3 separate regions of the Homo sapiens genome follow, and all the other regions are linked to region 1. The links are chromatin loops, found by intact Hi-C in ENCODE. Cell type or tissue: Caco-2. All regions are shown on one strand.

What was found. Hi-C counts contacts between places; a loop is a spot of excess contacts. Peaks named below come from ENCODE experiments on the same cell type or tissue, not always from the same donor. Only the 100,000 strongest peaks of a DNase experiment are listed, where the experiment ranks them.
Region 2: it touches region 1 in a loop (6-fold over the local background); 1 of 110 quality-filtered maps calls a loop at or near these places.
Region 3: a loop joins it to region 1, with 8 times the contacts of the local background. A loop is called at or near these places in 1 of 110 quality-filtered maps.

The regions. Positions count from the first base shown.
Region 1 is chr1:176,055,147-176,063,146 of GRCh38, forward strand. All of the region lies in intron 11 of COP1 (COP1 E3 ubiquitin ligase), which reads right to left. Among named protein-coding and RNA genes, the nearest start is that of MIR1843, 91 kb to the left of the region's middle. In Caco-2, no CTCF peak of the experiment used is centred here; a DNase peak (open chromatin) is centred at 3,735.
Region 2 is chr1:175,980,435-175,988,434 of GRCh38, forward strand. COP1 (COP1 E3 ubiquitin ligase) reads right to left here. Exons shown (of 20, transcript NM_022457.7): 17 at 7,854-7,978; 18 at 6,509-6,669. Among named protein-coding and RNA genes, the nearest start is that of MIR1843, 16 kb to the left of the region's middle. In Caco-2, no CTCF peak of the experiment used is centred here; no DNase peak of the experiment used is centred here.
Region 3 is chr1:175,965,429-175,973,428 of GRCh38, forward strand. All of the region lies in intron 18 of COP1 (COP1 E3 ubiquitin ligase), which reads right to left. It overlaps MIR1843 (microRNA 1843), which reads right to left and starts at 3,051; the gene lies at 2,942-3,051. It also overlaps SCARNA3. In Caco-2, no CTCF peak of the experiment used is centred here; a DNase peak (open chromatin) is centred at 3,993.

The sequences.
Region 1 (8,000 bases):
TCCCAGGCTGGGTGCAGTGGCTCAAGCCTGTAATCCCATCACTTCGGGAGGCCGAGACAGGTGGATAACCTGAGGTCAGGACTTTGAGACCAGCCTGGCCAACACGATGAAATCCAGCCTCTACCAAAAATACAAAAAATTAGCTGTGCATGGTGGCAGGCACCTGTAATCCCAGCTACTCAGGAGGCTGAGGCAGGAGAATCGCTTAAACCCGGGAAGAGGAGGTTGCAGTAAGCCGAGATCGCACCACTGAACTCCAGCCTGGGCAACAAAAGTGAAACTCCATCTCAAAAAATAAACAAAACAAAACAAAAGCATCTCAGAGCTAAGCTAAGCTCTTGTACCTCACCATCTTTTTATCTTCCTGGATTTCTTTGGTGATCTCATATAGTCTCATGACTTTCAATCTATATAGTACACTGATGACTATCAAGTGTTTGTCTCCCAAACCAGACCTCTCTCTACACTACTGCCTCATGTCTAGTTGACAGCTCCAATTTTAACCTGATAGGCATAGTTAACCCGTCCAAAATTGAGTTTCTGAATCCCCTGCCAAACATCTAGTAATTTCTTCCAGGTTTACCTGATTAGGTTGACTAACAATTTTCATCTTTTGTTTTTAAAAGCTCATGAATTGATTTAGTAATTGTTTTTTCATAATGTATTCTTATTTTTATATTTATTTAATTTCCTTCTATTTTATTTAGGTTTACTTTGTTCTTTCTCTAATTTCTTTGCTTGGTTGTTTAATTAAATTGTTTTATATCATCTTATTTATCATTACTTTTTCAGTTAATTCCTTTTTGAGTAGGTTAATTCCTTTAGAGTAAGGAGTTTTATTCTGGGCACTTTTAGCTATGTCCCATAAGTTCTGATACACAGAAATTTCATCATACTGGTTTGATTTCCATTTTGATCCCAGCGTTGCCAAAAAAGCTATTAAATTTCCGTGTGGTATATTTTTCCTGTTTTCTAAGTTTGTAATAAATGTTTGATCTTACTGTGTTGTGATCAGAAAATGTTAATTTTTATTTTCTGTAATTTGAGATTTGGTATATGATCTAGATTCTTTACATTTTCTGATGTTCCATGGACAATTTAAAAGAAGGTATATTCTTTATAAATGTTTGTATATGTGTTCTAGTTTGTTAATTATGTTATTTAGGGCTTCTACAGTTTTATTAACATTTATTTTTTGTGCACTTAATCTGTCATGGACTAAGATCTGATTTAATTTAAAGTCTCATACCACTAAATGTGTTTATTTTGTCTTACAGTTAACACAGGGATTTTTTAATATATAAAGATACTTACAATTAGACTTAAACTTCAGTGCAGACTGAACTTTGATCATTATAATGGGGCGTGTGTGTGTGTGTGTAAGACAAAGAGAGATTGATCTAATGCTTTCTAGCCTGAATTAAACCTTACTTTCAACTTTCACAGTTTGAAGTTTTCAGAACTCGTCTATACAAGCACTGATTTGTGGTTTATGTTATAATCTACTATAAAAATATTTTCTTATTGCCAGGAAGTTTAGCCTATTTAAATTTATCAATCACGTTTACTTTTGTATCTGTCATCTTATTTTGTGATATATATTGTTTCAATCACATTTTTAATTAAAGTATTTGACCATCTGATTTCTTTCTTTTGTTTTCTGTGTTATTCTCCTAAATGGGAATTGTAGTATTTCTGTCTAGTGACTACAAACACTTTATTAATTACTACAGAAAGAAATAAAGGATTCAATGTATCTACTAAGTTTCTACTCTGAGCAAAGGATAAAGTTATTTTTGCCCTTACTCTTCCAATCCTACTCATCATATTCACTGTCTCACAATCTACGTTATACCTCCAAAAATATTTATACTTCTCATCCTTATGCAAATGAAAATCCTATAATTAACTGAGCATAGAAATGAAATCCATTTTACATAGAAAGACAAACTACCCCTGCGTTTCCAATATTTGCTGAACATTCCAAACTTACTAATTATAAGTAGGTGTAAGAATCTTATTATCCATTATATTGTCTAATGCAGGTATACCTGCTATGTAGCTCCGAAATGATTCTAAACATTTATATAGTTTGCTACATGAGTGATATGCTTTGCTATAATAAGAACTTAAGAGTGTATTCCCTCCCCACTTCAAGAATGTGACCTCTCCCTCTCCCTCTCCCTCTCCCCACGGATTCCCTCTCCCTCTCTTTCCACGATCTCCCTCTGATGCCGAGCGGAAGCTGAACTGTACTGCTGCCATCTCGGCTCACTGCAACCCCCCTGCCTGATTCTCCTGCCTCAGCCTGCCGAGTGCCTGCGATTGCAGGCGCGCGCCGCCACGCCTGATTGGTTTTCGTATTTTTTTGGTGGAGACGGGGTTTCGCTGTGTTGGCCGGGCTGGTCTCCAGCTCCTAACCGCGAGTGATCCGCCAGCCTCGGCCTCCCGAGGTGCCGGGATTGCAGACGGAGTCTCGTTCACTCAGTGCTCAATGGTGCCCAGGCTGGAGTGCAGTGGCGTGATCTCGGCTCGCTACAACCTCCACCTCCCAGCAGCCTGCCTTGGCCTCCCAAAGTGCCGAGATTGCAGCCTCTGCCCGGCTGCCACCCCATCTGGGAAGTGAGGAGCGTCTCTGCCTGGCCGCCCATCGTCTGGGATGTGAGGAGCCCCTCTGCCTGGCTGCCCAGTCTGGGAAGTAAGGAGCGCCTCTTCCCCGCCGCCATCCCATCTAGGAAGTGAGGAGCGTCTCTGCCCGGCCGCCCATCCTCTGAGATGTGGGGAGCACCTCTGCCCCGCCGCCCCTTCTGGGATATGAGGAGCGTCTCTGCCTGGCCGCCCCGTCTGAGAGGTGAGGAGCCCCTCCGCCCGGCAGCCGCCCCGTCTGAGAAGTGAGGAGGCCCTCCGCCCGGCAGCCGCCCCGGCCGGGAGGGAGGTGGGGAGGTCAGCCCCCGCCCGGCCAGCCACCCCGTCGGGAGGGAGGTGGGGTGGGGGGGGGGTCAGCCCCCGCCCGGCCAGCCGCCCCGCCCGGTAGGGAGGGGGGGGGTCAGCCCCTGCCCAGCCGCCCCTTCTGGGAAGTGAGGAGCCCCTCTGCCCGGCCACCACCCCGTCTGGGAGGTGTACCCAACAGCTCATTGAGAACGGGCCATGATGACAATGGCGGTTTTGTGGAATAGAAAAGGGGGAAAGGTGGGGAAAAGATTGAGAAATCGGATGGTTGCTGTGTCTGTGTAGAAAGAAGTAGACATGGGAGACTTTTCATTTTGCTCTGTACTAAGAAAAATTCTTATCCTGTTGATCTGTGACCTTACCCCCAACCCTGTGCTCTCTGAAACATGTGCTGTGTCCACTCAGGGTTAAATGGATTAAGGGCGGTGCAAGATGTGCTTTGTTAAACAGATGATTGAAGGCAGCATGCTCATTAAGAGTCATCACCACTCCCTAATCTCAAGTACCCAGGGACAAAAACACTGCGGAAGGCCGCAGGGTCCTCTGCCTAGGAAAACCAGAGACCTTTGTTCACTTGTTTATCTGCTGACCTTCCCTCCACTATTGTCCTATGACCCTGCCAAATCCCCCTCTGCGAGAAACACCCAAGAATGATCAATAAAAAAAAAAAAAAAAAAGAATGTGACCTCTTATCAGATCCCATATATGAACCTGAAACTTCTCCTCCCCTCTGGAATGTGGTAACACGCCTCCTCAGATCCCATATGTGAGTTACTGACTTCAACTACTGGACTTCAAACATATATAAACCTAAGAGCTTGACAACACTTTGAGAGCTTAGGCTGTGTCAAGTTTCACTCTGTCAGCCACTTCTCAGAAGACTGAATGCTCAGACTGTGACATGGATTGGAGCTTTGAAGCCTTGCTTTGTAACACCAGCACTGCCCTCTAACTTCAAGGGACCTTACAGGTGGTTGCAGATCTCAGCTGTGCTCACACAAAAGCACACTTTAATGTTTAATTAAACTTTACTTTCCACAGAGCCCTGCTTCCATCCTAATTGAGCAACCAGACTTTAATAATTTTGGAGCTCACTCACTATGTGGTTAATGTAATTCATCTATCAAGTGTATTCTGTATGAAACTTGTTCACATTATTCTCTCCCTCTTAAGCATTGTGAACCTAAGAAAAAAATTATCTTTGTATGGCAATAAAACAAGTGAGTCATTAAATTATTATTTGACCATCTCCTTATTTTAACCATACAGAATAGGTAAGTATTTACAAATTAAAATCATCTTATTTTCCTTTTATTTCTCCTTTATATTAGAATTAAGACACTATAATTTTTTAAAAATTTGTAGTTAGGGAGTTTGCAAAATCTTTTTTCTTTCTTTTTTTTTTGAGACAGAGTCTCACTCTGTTGCCCAGGCTGGACTGTGATGGTGTGATCTCAGCTCACTGCAACCTCTGCCTCCTGGGTTCAAGTGATTCTCCTGCCTCAGCCTCCTGAGTAGCTGAGATTATAGGTGCACACCACCACACCTGGCTTATTTTTGTATTTTTAGTAGAGACGGGGTTTCACCATGTTAGTCAGGCCGGTCTCGAACTCCTGACCTCGTGATCCACCTGCCTCAGCCTCCCAAAGTGCTAGGATTACAGGTGTGAGCCATTGATATCTATTAATTTTATGTCAGAACAGCGTCAGTGGTTCCAACAAAACTTCATTTATGAACACTAGAATCTGAATTTTCACATGTCACAAAGTATTATCCTTTGTATTTTTTTTCAACCTTTGCAAATGTAAAAAATATTCTTAGTTGTTACAAAGTCAAGCAATGAGTTGAAATTTGACTCGCAGGTATTAGTTTGCTGACCTTAAACTGTTTTTTTAATAGCAACCTGCTAGATAATTGCTGACCTTATTCTGAATTAATGGACAGACTTTATTCCATAGGCACTAAATTGAAGCCACATTTTAAAGTCTATGCATATTTTTATTCTATTATTTTTATTAGGTGGCTCATTTTGTTTGAATTCCATAAAACCTCAAGATCTTGCTTTAAAACAACTACTTTAAAAAAATTTACTTTCTTATTCCCTCTGGCTATCATTGAATAGCTAAAACAAATAAATACACTACCTGATAGACTATATTCTGAAAAACTTTTGTGAATATCAAGTGTTTATTTTGTGATAAAATGTCTTTCTCCTTAAAGCACTTAAAGATGCCCTTTAAAATCAATATACTTAATATCAACTTTTGTTCATTCAGAACAACATCTAGTAGAGAAAATAACAAGAGCTGAAAAAGAAAATATATTTTTGTCCCCAAAGTTACTACGACATTTTGTCCTCTTTAAAATGTTTTTAGTAAACACTTTGAAATGTGTGTTTAGTAAAAGTACAACAGAGACTCAACAGAGAATCATATGAAGCTAAAATTTCAATTCTTAACTTTTGAAACTGCAAAATAAAATACATCTAATTTCTCAGTTCTGTGTTCTCTGGTAGTATTTACAAAGCAACCAATAGGATCACAATATTAAATCAGTAATGTCACTGCTGTGATGTTTCATCAGGAAACCTTAAAACTATGATATAAAGAAACCATTTAATCCTACCAAGGACTAACGTGGAGCAAAAATTTACAGTTTAGAAGAATATTTCATCATGTATATTTAAAAATGTGTCCCCAAAATATCAGTTAACACAGCAGACTTAAAAAATCAGAAACCCATTTTGTGTTTCTTATAAAAATAAGTAGTAAAAAACACTGAAGAAAAATATTTTAAAAAATGTGAGTTTTACCAGATAAATCCCTTCAAACCATTGCAGCAAGAAAAAAAAGAAGAGCTCCTGTTCTAAAATGTACATGGAAATGTAAGGGACTTATACTAGCCAGTATAACTTTTGAAAAGAGTAACAAAGACGGAGAACTTATATTACCTAATTTCAAGCCTTGTTATAAAACTACAGTAATCATGACAGTATGGTACTGGCCTAAGAGGAGACATACAGATCAATACAACAGAACAGACAGTTAAGTAGACTCACATATATACAGTCAATTCATTTTAAACAAAGAGACATACAGATCAATACAACAGAACAGACAGTTAAGTAGACTCACATATATACAGTCAATTCATTTTAAACAAAGATGCCAACAGGAAAAGGTTATCTTTTGATCAAATGATGCTAGGAACAAGTGGGTATCTCTATACTGGCAGGAAAAAACTGAACCTCGGCTAGGCATGGTGGCTCACGCCTGTAATCCCAGCACTTGGGAGGCCGAGGTGGGCAGATCACCTGAGGTCAGGAGTTCGAGATCAGCCTGACCAACATGGAAACACCTTATCTCTACTAAAAATACAAAATTCACTAGGCATGGTGGCGTGCGCCTGTAATCCCAGCTACTCAGGTGGCTGAGGCAGGAGAATCACTTGAACCCCGGAGGCAGAGGTTGCAGTCAGCCGTGATCACGCCATTGAACTCCAGCCTGGGCAGCAAGAGTGAAACTCCGTCTCAAAATAAAAAAAAGAAAAAGAAAAAGAAAAAATGAAACTAAACCATTACCTCACAATCTAAATAAAAAATAACTTGAAATAGATTATAAGCCTGTAAGTAAAAGCTAAAGTTATTACAATGATAGAAGAAAATATAGAAGAAAAATCTTCGGGGCAGAAACATTTCTACAGGATAGAAAAATTTTAAAAATGGATGAACTGGAATTCATCAAAATTAAGTATCACTCATGTTCCTTGAAAGACACTATTAAGAAAATACAAAGATGAGCCACAGGCAAGGAAGAAAATTCTGATAACACATGTATCTGACAAAGAACTTATATCCATAATATAAAAGGAATTCTCATCACTAAACAAGAGAAAGACCTGATTATTATTATTATTGTTTTTGGAGACGGCATCTCACTCTATCGCCCAGGCTGGAGTGCAGTGGTGCAATCTGGGCTCACTGCAATCTCTGCCTTTCCAGGTTCACGTCATTCTCCTGCCTCAGCCTCCCGAGTAGCTGGGACTACAGGCGCCCGCCAGCACGCCTGGATAATTTTTTTTGTGTTTTTAGTAGAGATGGGGTTTCACCATGTTAGCCAGGATGGTCTCGATCTCCTGACCTTGTGATCTGCCCGCCTCAGTCTCCCAATGTGCTGGGATTACAGGCATGAGCCACTGAGCCCGGCCAAGAAAGACCTGAATTTTTAAATACTGGCCAAAAGATTTGAATAGACAATTCACAAAAGATATACAAATAGTTAATAAGTGCATTAAACACCACTAGTGATAAGGGAAAAGCATAGAAAAACAATGAGAAAATGCCATTACATACCCATTAATAAAATGCCTGATATTTAAAAAAAATAACAATGCTAAGAATTGCTGAGGATTTAGAACTGGAATTTTTTAAACTGCTGATTAAAGTGGTAAAACAATCCAACCACTTTAAAAATCATTTTGGCAGCTTCTTAAAATGTTAAACACATCCTAACCATACAGCACAGCAATTCCAATTTCAGGTATTCACCCAAAGAAATAAATATAAACATTAATATCCAAAATGACTTGTATATGAATACTCATTACTTTATTCATAATAGTAACAAACTAAAACCCAGACAAGTTTATTCAAATAAATAAACTGTACAATTATTCAAATGAATAAACTGTAGAATATTTAGACAATAAAATACTACTCAATAAGTAAATAAATTACTAATATGGGCAGCAACATCAATGAATCTCAAAAACAAGCTGGGCGAAATAAGCTAGACACAAAAGAACATATACTGTATGGTTCCACTTATAAGAAATTTTTAAATGGTTGAATTATTGTATAGTGACAGAAAGCAGATAAATAGTTGCCTGTGGCAGGAGTTTGAAGGAGGGGTGGAATTAACTGCAAGTGGTGGAAGAGAAAATTTTTGAAAATGTTTTTTTTTTTTTTTTTTTTTTTGAGACGGAGTCTCGCTCTGTCGCCCAGGCCGGACTGCGGACTGCAGTGGCGCAATCTCGGCTCACTGCAAGCTCCG
Region 2 (8,000 bases), 75 kb before region 1:
ATTAGAGAGAATAAAATTTAATGATGTAACTGAAAACAAAGGTGCACAGTTATAACTGCATAGAAAGTATTACAGCATAGTTGATAGGTTCCCAAGCCAAGTTTTGCTGCACTTGGTTTCAGAGAGGGGAAATTTGGAAATCTGTTATCCTGATCCCTGCCTCCCCTAACCCTAAAGCTACAGAAACTTTTAATATGATTCCTGATGTCTCAAGCCACAACAGAAAATGTCCACCCTAATGACCACTGCTTTTTTTTTTGCCTGAGGATAGAGTGTACTTTTTGGGGTCACTTCTGAAGAGCTAAAGGAGTAATAAGTGTCCTTTACAAGTACTGCCTTTTACTATTAGCTATCCACTTAGGATTGGTGAGTAGCTAAGTACGTATGTTACGGTTCAGAGCTGACAAAACAATAATAGGGTATCTGCAGCCTCAAAAGAAGTTACTATGGACTCAGGGTCTACCCCTAACAAAAATATTGTGTCCCTTTACACAGGCATCATCACATAGGAACAAATATATTCATTTGTATACTTAAAACACTTCATATTTCATTCCAATAGTTTCAGATAAGAGTCATATCACAGATCCACAGATACAGAATATATATACGTTCCCTTACCTAACTCCAGTCTCTAGATAAATCAATGTTAATAAAAAAGATAAGACTTTCATCTGGAATCTTTTTCTTTCTGCCCTAAGCATATCCTCTAAGGTTTTCTTTAGTGTAGGTTTGCTGATTGAAAATTTTTCAGGTTTATTTATTTTAAAATGTCTTTATTTTACCACTGTCTAGAGATTTTCACTGGATGTAGAATTCATGGTTTGCAAATGTTTTCCTTCCCACACTATCTGGTTTCACTGTCTGTTGGCTTCCACTATTTCATTGAGAAGTTGGCTGTCAGTCTAACTGACAATATTTTCTCTCTGCCTTCTTTCAAGAATCTCTCTGGGGAAGCCAGGGAGGAAGAAAAAAGAATCTCTCTGGGGGAAAAGATAGTCTCTTCAATAAATGGTGTTGGGAAAACTGGATATCCATATGCAGAAGAATGAAGTTGAGTATCTCACACCATATACAACACTCAACTCAAAATGATTAGAGGCTTAAACATAAGACTGAAAACTGTAAAACTACTAGAAAACATAAGGTAAAAGCTCCATAATGGTCTGAAAAATTTTTTGGCTAAAACTGCAAAAGCAAAAACAGACAAGCATGAATGCATCAAACTATCAATATAAAGCTTCCTCACAACAAAGGAAACAACAGAGTGAAAAGACAACATGTGGATTGGGAGAAAATATTTGCAAACTATTTATCAGTTAGGGGGTTATAAGGAACTCCAACACCTAAACAGCAAGAAAACAAATAACCCACTTAAAAAACAAGCAAAGAACCTGAATAAACATTTCTCAAAAAAAGACATACAAATAACAAACAGGTATATGAAAAAATGCTCAATATCATTAATCATCAGGGAAGTTTAAATTAAAACCACAATGAGGTATCGCCTCACAACTGCTAGAATTTCTATCATCAAAAAGACAAATGACATCTGTGAAGTGGGGTGTGTTAAAAAAAGATGAAAGATAACAAGCGTTGGCAAGAATGTGGAGAAAAGAGAACTCTTGTAACGTTGGTGGGAATGTAAATCAGTACAGCTTTTATGGAAAATAATATGGAGGTCCTCAAATACTAAATACAGAATGGCAATATGACCTAGCAATTACACTTCTGAGCATTGAATCCCACTTCAATTTCAAAAGAGTTAAAATTAGGTTACAGAAAAAAACATGCACACTCTTTTATTCATTGCATTATTCACAACAGCAAAGATATGAAATCAACCTAAGTGCCCATCAACAAATAAATGGATAAGAAAACATGGTATACAGCTGACCCTTGGAAAACACAGGTTTGAACTGTGAGGAACCACTTATATGCAAATTTTCTTCCTCTTCTACCACTCCAGAGAAAGACCAACCCCACTTCTTTCTCCTCCTTCTCAGCCTACTCCATGTGAAGATGAGGATGAAGACCTTTATGATTCACTTCATTTAATAAACAGTAAATATATTTTCTTTTATGATTTTCTTAATAATATTTTCTTTTGTCTAGCTTATGTGGGTTAATTGTTTATGTTATTGGTAAGATTTTCAGTCAACAGTAGGCTATTAGTAGTTAAGCTTTTGAGTCAGGGAATCAAATTATACCCGAATTTTCAACTGAGTGGAGGGTCAGTGCCTCTTGCCCCCACGTTGTCAAGGTTAAACTGTATATAATGGAATACCATTCAGCTTTACATGAACTTGGAGGACATTATGCTAAGTAAAATAAATCACACACAGAAAGAAATACTGCATGATCTCATTTATACGTGTAATCTTAAAAAATTGAACTCAGAGAAATAGAGAATAGAATGGTAGTTACCAGAGGTGGGGGATGGGAGTGGGAGGATGCCAAGATGTTGGTCCAAGGCTACAAAGTTTCAGCTAATTAGACAAAAAGAGTAAGTTTTTGAGATGTATTGCATAGCAGAGTGACTGTAGTTAATAATAATGTAGTGGATATTTCAATATTGTTAAGAGAATAAGATTTTAAATGTTCCCACTACAAAAAAAGCATGTGAGATGACCGATATGCTCATTAGTTTGATTTAATCATTCCATAATGTACATGTATATGAAAATACCACATTGTACCCCATAAATACTTACAATTATTATTTGTCGAAAAGAAAAGAAACTGATGGCTTAAAGGAATGAAAAAGACTCCTCTGATATGGTTTGGGTGTGTCCCCATCCAAATCTCAACTTGAATTCCCATATGTTGTGGAAGGGACCCAGTGGGAGGTAAATGACTCATGGGGGCAAGTCTTTCCCGAACTGTTCTCGTGACAGTGAATAAGTCTCATGATATCTGATGGTTTTAAAAAGGGGAGATTCCCTGTACAAGTTTTCTTCTCTTTTCTGCTGTCATGTGAGACATGCCTTTCACCTTCCGCCATGATTGTGAAGCCTCCCTAGCCATGTGGAACTGCGAGTCCAATAAACCTCTTTCTTTTGTAAATTACCCAGTCTTGAGTATATCTTTATCAGCAGTGTGAAAATGGACTAATACAGAAAATTGGTACCAGAAGTGGGGTGCTGCTGAAAAGATACCCCAAAATGTGGAACTGACTTTGGAACTGGTTAACAGGCAGAGGTTGGAACAGTTTAGAGGGTTCAGAAGACAGGAAAATGTGGGAAAATTTGGAACTCCCTAGAGACTTGTTCAATGGCTTTGACCAAAATGCTGATAATGATGGACATGAAATCTAAGGCTGAGGTGGTCTCAGATGGAGATGAGGAACTTGCTGGGAAATAGAGCAAAGAAGACTCTTGTTATGTTTTAGCAAAGAGACTGGCGGCATTTTGCCCCTGCCCTAGAGATCTGTGGAACTCTGTCCTTGAGAGAGATGAGTTAGGGTATCTGGTAGAATAAATTTCTAAGCAGCAAAGCATACAAGAGGTGACCTGAATGCTGTTAAAGGCATTCAGTTTAATAAGGGAAACAGAGCATCAAAGTTCAAAAAATTTGCAGCCTGACAATGCAATAGAAAAGAAAATCCCATTTTCTGGGAAGAAATTCAAGCTGGCTGCAGAAATTTGCATAAGTAACATGGAGCTGAATGTTAATCCCCAAGACCACGGGGAAAATGTCTCCAGGATATGTCAAGAGGTCTTCAGAGCAACCCCTCCCATCACAGGCCTGGAGACCCCAGAGGAAAAAGTTGTTTCCTGGGCCAGGTCCAGGGTTGGCATGCTGCGTGCAGCCTAGGGACTTGGTGTCCTGTGTCCCTGCCGCTCCAGCCATGACTAAAAGGGGCCAACAGAGAACTCGAGCCATGGCTTCAGAGGGTGCAAGCCCAAAGCCTTGGCAGCTTCCATGTGGTGTTGAGCCTGCGTGTGCACAGAAATAAAGAACTGAGGTTTGGAAACCTTTGCCTAGATTTCAGAGGATGTATGGAAACGCCTGGCTATCCAGGCAGAAGTTTGCTGCAAGGGTGGGCCCCTCATGGAGAACCTCTGCCACGGCAGTACAGAAGGGAAATGTGGGGTGGGAGCCCTCACACAGAGTCCCTACTGGGGCACCACCTATGGGGCTGTGAGAAGAGGGCCACCATCCGCCAGACCCCAAAATGGTAGATCCACTGACAGCTTGCACCGTTCACCTGGAAAAGCCACAGACAATGCCAGCTCGTTAAAGCAGCCAGGAGGGAAGCTGTACCCTGCAACGCCACAGTGGTGGAGGTCTCCAAGACTACGGGAACCCACCTCTTGCATCAGTGTGACCTGGGTGTGAGACATGGAGTCAAAGGAGATCATTTTGGAACTTTAAGATTTGACTGCCCTGTTGGATTTTGGACTTACATGGGGCCTGTAGTTTTGTTTTGGCCAATTTCTCCCATTTTGAATAGCTCTATTTACCCAATGCCTATATTCTCTTCATATCTAGGAATTAACTGATTTGCTGATGATTTTACAGACTCATAGGCAGAAGGGACTTGGCTTATCTCAGATGAAACGTTGGACTTTGGACTTCTGAGTTAATGCTTAAATGAGTTAAGACTTTGGGAGACTGCTGGGAAGGCATGATCAGTTTTGAAATGTGAGGACATGAAATTTGGGAGGGGCCAGAAGCAGAATGATATTTTCATTCTAAAAATAGTTTCCAGTTCTCAGTTAAAATTTTCAATCTTGTCTTTCATCTTGTAAGCATAGCTACTTTCAAGCTGTCTGATAATTTCAATATTTAGAGCTGCTGTGACTGTTTCTACAGTCTGTTGCTTAGGCTGGTTTAATTCATGCTGTCTTCTCTTTTACTATGTCTGTTTATTTTTTATTGTGCCCTAGTTATTGTAGTTACAAAACTAAAAAAAATAAAGCACTTAGATGATCTTATCTTTTTTCAGAGGATTTAAGTTTGCATCCTGTGGATATTAGCAATCAAGGGTCACCTCAATTCAATTTCAGAGATTGATATGAAGTTCAGATGCAATCGCTATGAAGACTTATCTTCTGGTTTCCCCTATAATATACCCCTGTGGGGACTTAAAACAAAGTAATCACCCATACAACGTCAGGCACTGAGCTCCAATCCCTGCAACCCTGTGAAGCTAGTATAAGCACTTTCACCCACCCCACCAGAACTGACAAATGCTCACAGGGGAAAAGTAGATTCAAAAGCCAGGGTCACAATCCAAATCTGGTAATTCTTTCCTGTCTTGTTTGCTTTCCAATGCTTTCAAATAGGTTCTTTTTTTAAAAATACATACATTTGGTCCTTTTTTTCTAATTTTACTTGGAGGAAGGGTTGGTCCAAATTACCTAGTCTGTCAATTAGCAAAACTGGAAATGGAGCCACAGAACTTTAAATAAGACAGCAATAGAATATATCAAATTAAAGTGAAACTATACCTGAAACTTGGATTTTTAAATTACATATCAAGTCAGAATTTTTTTTGTCAAAAACCCAACTAATCACCTAAAAAGCTATTTTAAAAATATGATACTAATAACTCATGTTTATATAAATCAAGATAGTAACAAGAATTATTATTTTCTGAGACAGAGTCTCACTCTGTCGCCCAGGCTGGACTGCAGTGGCGCGATCTTGGCTCACTGCAAGCTCTGCCTCGCGGGTTGATGCCATTCTCCTGACTCAGCCTCCCGAGTAGCTGGGACTACAGTCACCCGCCACCACGCCTGGCTAATTTTTTGTATTTTTAGTAGAGACAGGGTTTCACCGTGTTAGCCAGGATGGTCTTGATCTCCTGACCTCGTGATTTGCCCGCCTCGGCCTCCCAAAGTGCTGGGATTACAGGTGTGAGCCACCGAACCTAGCCTAAGAATTATTTTTTCATATAACTTATGAAAAACCTTATACTTTAAAACATAAGTGAAAAGTTTGAGGCAACTCCACTTTATAAAACCCAGTAGCATAACTGTCTCATCAATATACTAAATATGCTTAAATATTCATATATAAATGTATTTTGTAGACAGCAATTCTACTTTGAAATAGTACTTAATTAGAGGACCATATAGGCCACTATCCTTTACCTGTACCAATTCTTTTTCTCCCTCCCTATTAAAATACCAGCTCAGCTTAATGTTTATCAAGCTTATACTGCACATAATCAATAAAGAAAATGAGACAGAATGCATATTTTGGAGGAATTTCCAGTCTTATAGAAGAGATATGAACAGACAATATGATAATGGTTATAACTGAGATATGCACTAAATGCTATGGGTCACAGAGGGACATTATGACACCATGACATTGCTCTATTACTATGCATTTCAATCACTACCTAAAATGCCTATTGTCTTTGGTGACACATTACAAAGTTTTTTAAAAAGTACATACCACATACCAATTTATATTTTAAAATTTAATCAAACCCTGTGTATACATAATGCATAATATGAGATCCCAAGGTGAAAAAACTGATATGAAAACTTACCCCATCTGGTAGTGCCCTCCAGCACACAGCACTAACAAATTCATTTGTATCATCTTCTTTTCGGTCTTTGTCGAGAACACTTTTGACTGTATCAAACTTAAAAGTTAGCAAAGTCTTAGAAAGTCCTTTATAGTACAGGTAGAGAGAGTTATTTTCACTTCCTGAAAACAAATAATAATAATAGTATTTTAGAATAGAAAAACTCGGAATTAGGACATCACAGTCTAATAGTAATTATCAGCCAAAGTTATAGTTCAAAGATCTTTTATGGGCAAATTTGAAAGGCTAGATCACAGGACTAATTAGAAATCATGTAAGAAAAGGATTCTTGGACAAAAGCTATACTTTACTAATCTAAAGAAACAATCAGTGTTAAATGATACAACAATACTGATAATTCTAAGGCTAAAATTACCCTATAAAATCATTTATAGAGGTTGGTACAAAAGTAATTGTGGGTTTTGTCATTACTTTTAATTACTTTTGCACCAGCCTAATAAGTCTATAGTAGAACCAGAAATATATTATAAGAATCTTAAATTACATTTAGGAAGATTTCCATTTAGAGAGGTAAAAGAAAGTGGCAACACTTACACAGGCAGATTTTCATAGCCTACATAATTTATTTCCATTTCTCAGTATAGGAATTATTCTATTAATGGTCTATGAACTGTATTTTTATTTTTGAGCCATCTATTAAAGATAGAATAATTGTTCCAGATATTTGCTTTGGCAGTCTCATACATATGTGGAGAAAGTCAACTTTGCTGAACAAAGGCCAAGTCATTTAAAAGTATGATCAAAGCTCATCTATTCAGGCATTAGATGTATCAGAGCATTTGAATAATATCAAATTTGATTTTTCTATTTCTTATTTAAATTTGTATAAATTATCAACAATAAAAGCCATAGAATAACAGATCAATGCTATGCAAACAGATTACTTCATGAAGAGAACAGCAGATAGGGGAAAATGAATATCAAGCTTAAGAAGACACATAATGTCTCCAAAATTGGAAATATTACTAACAGAACTTAACCTTTTCTGTCTTCTACACAATATCTAAAGAATTATGTTATAATGGAGAACAACTATAAAACAGTTAAAAATCAGGTGTTCAGGTATTTGAGGTGTTCAGGGTTTCTACACAATAAAAAAGGGAAGGACTAATGCTCTTCTAGTACAACACAAGGAAAATCAGTAGTGCTGGGGCATCATGTCTATTATACTATCTTCTGAGTGCACAGACCATTTCTTGACTTAGTATTTATTCTATTTCCACTGAGTTCAATTTCAATAACAAACACCTGTTAAAAAGTTCCTGGAAACGATGGTTTCACTTACCACAAGCTATATAATCTCCATTGGAAGCCAGGCCTACAAAGTTTTTTTCATTGATATGACCCTTGAAGGAACGTAGGCAGTATGGTTTCCCTACATTCCACAGTTTTAGCTGACTGTCTGTTGAGCTGAGGAAAAGTACAAAGAGTA
Region 3 (8,000 bases), 90 kb before region 1:
TACTTCATCCTATTGGGCCACTGTTGATTTCCTGACACGCAGAATCATTCTTTTATTTAAAGCACTTTCTAGTACATCTTTTAAAATTCAAATTTCTTTTGTTTTTGGAGCTCAGAGAAATTCATTTCACTTATCTGGGTTTTTTTTTTGTTTTGTTTTTGTTTGTTTGTTTGTTTTTGAGATGGAGTCTCGCTCTGTCGCTCAGGCTGGACTGCAGTGGTGCAGTCTCGGCTCACTGCAACCTCCGCTTCCCGGGTTCAAGTGATCCTCCTGCTTCAGCCTCCTGAGTAGCTGGGATTACATGTGCGTGCCACCAAACCCAGCTAATTTTTGTATTTGGAGACGGGGTTTCATCATGTTGGTCAGGCTGGTCTCGAACTCCTGACCTCGTGACCCACCCGCCTCAGCCTCCTAAAGTGTTGGGATTACAAGCGTGAGCCACCGCACCCAGCCACTTATCTGGGTTTGATTCATCATAAGAATCCCCTTATTTGACCGGAGTGTTTCTTTACTTTATCCTAGACATAAATCTACGCTGCATTTTGAAACCAAGTGAGAGTCCATACAAAGACATTCAAACATAGGTTCCAATATCATCTTCAAAGGTTTTTAAATGCCATTTGTAAGCCTAATAGTTTCTTTTTGTCCCTGACTTTTCTTTCAGTATGTGGTCTTTCAGAGTTGACTTGGTAAAAATATATATAAATATGTCTAAGAAAGAATGAACACAAAACTACAATCTATCAATAAAAGGTCTTGGTCTTTAAACTAAAATGTTAGTTAGCCTTCCCTGCATTCTATAAAAAATCCAAGGGGGTTGAGTGAATTAGCTGTCTGAATTGTGTTTGCAATACACACACACACACACACACACACACACACACACAAACACTTAAAAACCTGTTTCATTATCACATATTTATTGAGCACTATAGGTCAGTGACTTAGTTAAGAATTTTATATGGATTACTTCACTTAATCTGCATGGCAACCCAATGAGGAAGGTACTATTTTTATCATCAATTTACAAAGAGTAAACATAGTCTTAGACTTAATAACTTGTCCAAATTCATACACACAGCTAAGAAAGAGCAAAGCCAGGAATCAACTTGTGAAAACTGAGAAATATACCAATGCTGATCTGTATCATATTGACCCAGTAAGCTTATCACATGTCTGGGCTTCATCCTGAATTTATTAAAGCAAAATGGAAGAAAGAAGAAAGGTGTCTTGGGTGGTCACTGACTATGTACAAGAGAGCCTCAGTTCTCATACATTATAAATATACATTACATTTCAAATGTCATAAACCTAGGCTCCTAAAAGCCTTGTTACATGGAAAATTTGGTCTTTTATATATCTCCCTATAAGTATTATTTCAAGTAATATCAACAGAGGAAAAGGCTTGGCCACAGAACCAAAGTGGTAAAGAGTGTTCCAAAGTCAACATACATGGCATTGACAGGCCAAATTCCCACTCTCCTTCCAATCTTCCACCCCCCATACACAAAATCCCAATTTGAGATCTGGGGAATTGGGATTTCTTCATCACAAAGGAACACTTTCAAAATCAGTTAATCCCAAATCTCTTCTTTCTTCTCCACTAGTATCCTTCCTTACAAAATCTTAAAATCGTTCATTAGAATGAACAGAACAGTGGATTTCTAAAGGGCCTAGAAAAGTATGGCTACTCATTTGACAACTGTCTAATGCAAAAACTGCTCAGGGTAAGAAATATGGGATTTCAGAACCACAAACAAGGATCCTCATACAATTAGTTATAAATAAACCCAGGCTGGTATTAAACTCCTGACCTCAGGTGATCCACCCGCCTCAGCCTCCCAAAGTGATGGGACTACTGGCGTGAGCCACCGCGCCGTTGAAAGCTCATCTCTACTAAAAATACAAAAATTAGCCAGGCATGGTGGTCCCCTGTAATTCCAGCTACTCAGGAGGCTGAGGCATGAGAATTGCTTGAACCCAGGAGGCAGGGGTTGCAGTGAGCTGAGATTATGCCACTGCACTCCAACCTGGGTGACACAGTGAGACTCAGTCTCAAAAAACAAACAAACAAACAAACAAACAAACAAACAAACCCAGCTGTGGCTGCTGTAAGTTGTAGAAGTTAGGGGAGGTAGGTGGGAGCAACCTCTCCCCACAACTTAACAGCAAAACACACAACAGGAAAAACCAAGATTTTGAATTCAGTACTAAGAAGGTTAATACTTAGCAGCAGCTTTCCTCTGCAAATGGTTATTTCTGAACTTTGGTTACAGCCTTAAAAAATTACATAAACTGGATTTTGGAGAAATCACTTTCTTAATGAGAAAATCTTCACGGAAGCTATCTCTGATTAGCTCCTTCATATCTAAAGTATTGACCTTCACTGGTAACCCTGAATTCGTTAAGCCAATGTGGCCCCTTAGAAGAATAATATTTCTTTTTTCTTTTTTTTTTGAGATGGAGTCTCGCACCGTCACCTAGCCTAGAGTGCAATGGCACAATCGCAGCTCACTGCAACCTTCGCCTCCCAGGTTCATGTGATTCTCCTGTCTCAGCCTCTCAAGTAGCTGGGATTACAGGCGCCTGCCAACACACCTGGCTAATTTTTGTGTTTTCAGTAGAGACAGGATTTCACTATGTTGGTGCCAGGCTGGTCTTGAACTCCTGACATTCAGTGATCCATCTGCCTCAACCTCCCAAAGTGCTGGGATTACAGGTGTGAGCCACCATGCTCGGCAAGAGAAGAATAATATTTCCACATTCATTCTACTTCCTGGTTGTAGGTTCCTTAAATAAGCAAATAACACCTATTTTCAAAACTCGTAAGATACCTCAAAAACCAGTTCAGACGGATACAGAGGTAACTTTACTTGGTTGCCCATTTAAAAAATAATACAGTACTCATAACCAGCAGATACTGAATAAAATGGCAAGGAAACCAAGTATTTAGAGTGGCAGTTTTAAAGGCTGTACGGAGGGGAACGATCAGACTTAGCCAGCTGTCCTAAGCCAGACAGAGACCTCCATATATTTATGTAGGATCGCTGCAATCTGTAGACAAAAGGCATTTTTTCATTTGTCCACATGGCTGGTTCCAGCAGCTTCCATTTCTGGTGTGCTTCATTATTAAGAAGACTTTTGTTAACCAGTCTTTTATATTCCAATTAACTAACTGCATCAAATTCTCATTTAAATATACTTCAGGATTCAGATAACAGGAAAAGAACCATTAAGAAGGCACACTTAGCATACAAAGTCAAAGTGATCCTTATTCAGGGAGAAAAGGCTGTGAAGAACATACACAAGGGAAGAAGGATTTAGATACAAAACAACACATACATTCATCATTCCTTTCTCAATGCTTTCCAAAGTCTTCTCGCCAACTGGCCCTAAACAACTTGATTATCCTTGTCACACTGCACTCAAATATTCTCTCTAAACACTTTCAACTTGCAGCACATGTTAACAGTTAATATCTCTGGATGATCTTCTGAGTAAAGCTTGAGAAAAATGTGCTTACAATGACAAGTATGAGGGGAAAAAAATGACTGGATTGCTGATTAATACTGAGAAGAGCTCCTCTGAGCATAGAACCGTGCATATTTAAGAGAGCTATTCGCAAATTTCCTCCAGACTACTCTGGTAAAGCTGATTCTAGAATTCAGTACTATTTGGGGAATACCATGTTAACAGAAAAAGCAATACATTCAAGGCATGGAAACCTGGATCTGAATTTTGGTTCTGCTTAATCCTTTTAGACATTCAATTTCTCCAAATATAAAGCAGATACTCTTAGGTAGAATCTGTATGAAGATTCAAGGAAAACACAGTAGAGCATTGTTAGGGACCAGAACACACTACCTCCAAATAGTCACCTTGGTATTTGAAAAAACAGCAGAAGCAGGAAGACCTTCTCCCACACTTCTCCTCTGAAGCAGGTCATAAAAGAATTCTCTGCCCTTCCACTGAAGCAGGTCATAAGACTCTCATTCCAGAGTTGCCTATCCTTACCTGAGGAAAGGAATGCCCTTATCTCTGGAGACAGAGACACAGAGAAGAAGCTCAACAAACAGGTCTTGCTAAGTTGCCCCCAGTTTATTACCATTAGATCATACCCCTTTGTCCTCCAATCATACTTCTCCATGAGACTATTCATTTCTTCATCAAACCTAAGCATAAACATATACAAGTTTACCCATTCTTTGGGTCTTCATTTCTGAAGCCTTCTGTGTCACGTAAAACTTCTATGTCATGTAAAACTTACAGAGGTCTCCGTCATGAATCAAGCCAACAGGTGAGAAAAATCTTTTCTCCCTTACAGCATGTAACCAAAGAGTAACTGGCACACTATAGGCACTAAACAAATGAATGGTAGTTGCTTTTACTAAAATACTATATAACCTTAATTTCTTTACAGTTAAAGGGTAGTTATCTCAAGCAATGATAGTACTATTAGTATCATATTAGTACTGTCAGTATCACAGTGTACTAGTAGTAATAATACTAGTGTATTATTCTAGTCAGTATATTTATGATCTTATGAAATTGATAAAAGTAGGCTCTCTGGGTTAGGCAGACTTAAATTTTATTCTCACTCAATCTTTAACTCCTCTTTCCTAGAAAACTAAGTAGCTCTTACTCTGGTAGCTGCTGGTGTTTGTATTTTTTTGCTCTCCAAGTTGAAGCAAGGAATGTACCTGGGGCAACACTAATGAAGCATAACAAACAATTCAAGATGAATGTGAACATCAGTTGGTAGACTGCATTCTATAGGTTCATCAATAGCTGTGAGAAACCAGAAACCAAGGAGATAAAATGGTTAAAAGAGGGAAAGAGAAGCAGTGATTGGGCTAAAAAATGATGAGAACTTAGTTAAGCAGAAATAAGAGGATAAGGCAATATGAAGAACAACATGAATACGAGTTTAGAAGCCGGAATGGGAATAGTATGGGACAATGAAGAAACTTTCTTAATGAAGTAGGTGAACTGTGTTAGAAAACAGAAATAAAGTTAGATGGATAGCATTATATTAGATTATTGAAAATCTTGAATGTAATAGTTTAGATACGATAGTCTAAGTGCAAACACATGAGATCAGGAAATAGAGCAGTTAAGAAGTAGATATAGGAACGACATTGTTCTATACTTATTATAAAGGCTAATTTTCTAAATACTAGTAAATTTTGAAATCTGAGTTACCTTTGAGTATTTTTTTCTATTGTACTTTTTCCTATAATTTTCTTAAGGATCATATTTAATAGTAAGGGTAAATATAATTTTAAAATTAGATACAGATATCTGAAGTGAAATAGATTAAATAACTAACAAGTTCAGGTAATATATTTATCAAAATTTCCCCTTATTTTTAGTGTTGGCCAAAATATACCAGATAGAGGTACATGCAAATGCTGAATTTGAAAAAAACTTTTCTGAAAGACCTGGGTCAACTAAAGGTAACAAGCAATGTTTGATTGATTATCTCTGTATAAAGATGAATATTTGGTAGTGCATAAAGGCCGACTGAAAGGGACATAAAGCTGTTAGAAGTAAATCGAGAGAAGGGGAAGGGGAAGGAACAGAAATGAGGAGATGAAAAGCAGAAACGAAAACAAAGATATATAGAAGACATTTCAAAGAAAGCATTACTGCTATTTGATGAATAATTAGATGGAAAATAAAGAGATGCAACAATAATGATTCTGGGGTTTTAGACTTAAATGACTTAGAAAGACTGATAAAGCCAGAAGGAAATAAGGATGTTAATATGTCAAAGTTGGAAGGGTATTTTGTAGTAACTTTTTTTTTGTTGTACAGAACATATTCTCCAAAAACTCACTGCCTGATTTAAATTAACCTCATTTGTTATATTTTGAGTCTTACAGTAAGTTCTTATTTTGGTCATTTGGGTCCTTGAAAACTTAATCAGATAAAATTTATTCATTTAGCAAATTCTTATTAAGCAAATATACAAACAGAAAAGAGCTCAAAAACTGATATTTTATAGCATTTTATTATATATAAATCCCAAAGGGAGTTTGTTGAAAATGGAGGTTCCAGGGCCTCCAGGTTGGTGAAAACATTGAGGTACTAGGAGGGTACCCATCTGGGAAGAAAATGCCAAAGTGTTTCCAAGAGTCACCAGCACAGACCTATTCTGTGTACTCCACCCGCCACTCTCCAATACCTTGCCCTATGCATCTCTTCCCATGAGCTATTTCTGAGTTGTATCCATTGTAATAAATCAGTCAATGTTTAATGGAATTTGGCTGTAAACATCAGAACACAGTACCTTTCAGGAGGCAGATCTTTGACTCCAGCTGTAATGTTCCAATTAATAATGAGCACTACCAGAATGTTCTAGCCTTTGCTTTTGCTACTGAGGAGACTGATGAGAACCCTGGCTTATTATCTAATGTCTCCCTTGGATTTAGTCTCTACATCTTCCAAAGTGACCAACAGACCATAGAGAGCCTCCTGATGTGGCACTCAGGAGGGTTTGAGACAGTACCTAATCACTCCTGTAAAGAAAGAATAGGTTTGCGGCAGCGACTGTTGGAAACACTTTGGCACTTCTAAATTTCCACCGGTGGCTCCAAGATTGGATGTGACAGAGATGGGATCTTTGCTTCTCCCATGCAATTCTAGGATACTTAACAAAACAAAAGGAGAGAATTATGTAACCCATAACAACAACAACAACAACAACAAATACAAAAGGTGGTTCTTGGTCCTCACCTTCAGAAAGTCTAAATATAACAAGTATAGGGTTTAGATATTTAAAATTTTAATTCCTATCCCAAGTAACTAATAATTCTAAAGCAGGTGATCAACAGACCATACTTTGAAAAATACTAATACACATGTTGAAACTATCTACAAATATTGAACTCAGAGGGAAAACCAAGACGTATTTTTCTGCTTTTGGTCAGGTGGCTAGTGAGAGGGAAGTGAGGAGGAAAGAATTTACCGAATACCTACTTAACACATACCATCTGAGGCCCAGAGAGCAGCAATATACAAAATACAAGAATTTTTTTTTTTTTTTTTTTTTTGAGACAGAGTCTGGCTGTGTTGCCAGAATGGAGTGCAGTGGTGTGATCTCGGCTCACTGCAACTGCCACCTCCCGGGTTCAAGCGATTCTCCTGCCTCAGCTTCCCGAGTAGCTGGGATTACAGGCGCCCACGGCCATGCCCGGCTAATTTTTGTATTTTTTAGTAGAGACGGGGTTTCACCATGTTGGCCAGGCTGGTCTCAAATCCCTGACCTCAGGTGATCTGCCCGCCTCGACCTCCCAAAATGCTGAAACTACAGGTGTAAGCCACTGCTCCCAGCCAAAAATGACAAGAATTTCTAGCCTCAGGAAGCTTTTTAGCTCATTGAGAATAACTGCACATAAGCCTTATTTATTTAATTTTTTGAGACGGAGTTTCGCTCTTGTTGCCCAGGCTGGAGTGCAATGGCACGATCTTGGCTCACCACAACCTCCGCCTCCCAGATTCAAGCAATTCTTTTGCCTCAGCCTCCCGAGTAGCTGAGATTACAGGCATGCGCCACCACACCCGGGTAATTTTGTATTTTCAGTAGAGATGGGGTTTCTCCATGTTGGTCAGGCTGGTCTCAAACTCCCAAACTCAGGGGATCTGCCCGCCTCAGCCTTCCAAAGTGCTGAGATTACAGGCGTGAACCACCCCATCTGGCCAAGCCTTATTTTTTTAACACTTTTACAAGTCTAATTTTTAGTGAAATGTATTTGGTTAAAAGATACTATAATCAGTACTGGAGTCTGAATTACACAAATGTCTCATGACAGTTTAGTAAAAGAGTTAACTTTGCAAATGGAAATACATTGAGAATTTAAAATAAAAGAAGATGAAATGGGAAACTCAGGACTGGGTTGCTACCTAAACTTCTATAGTTTGCATGTACTAATCTTTTCTTTCATCTTTCCATTCTCGTATTTTTAAACCAGCCCATGAAAATAAAATACATGAAGTCA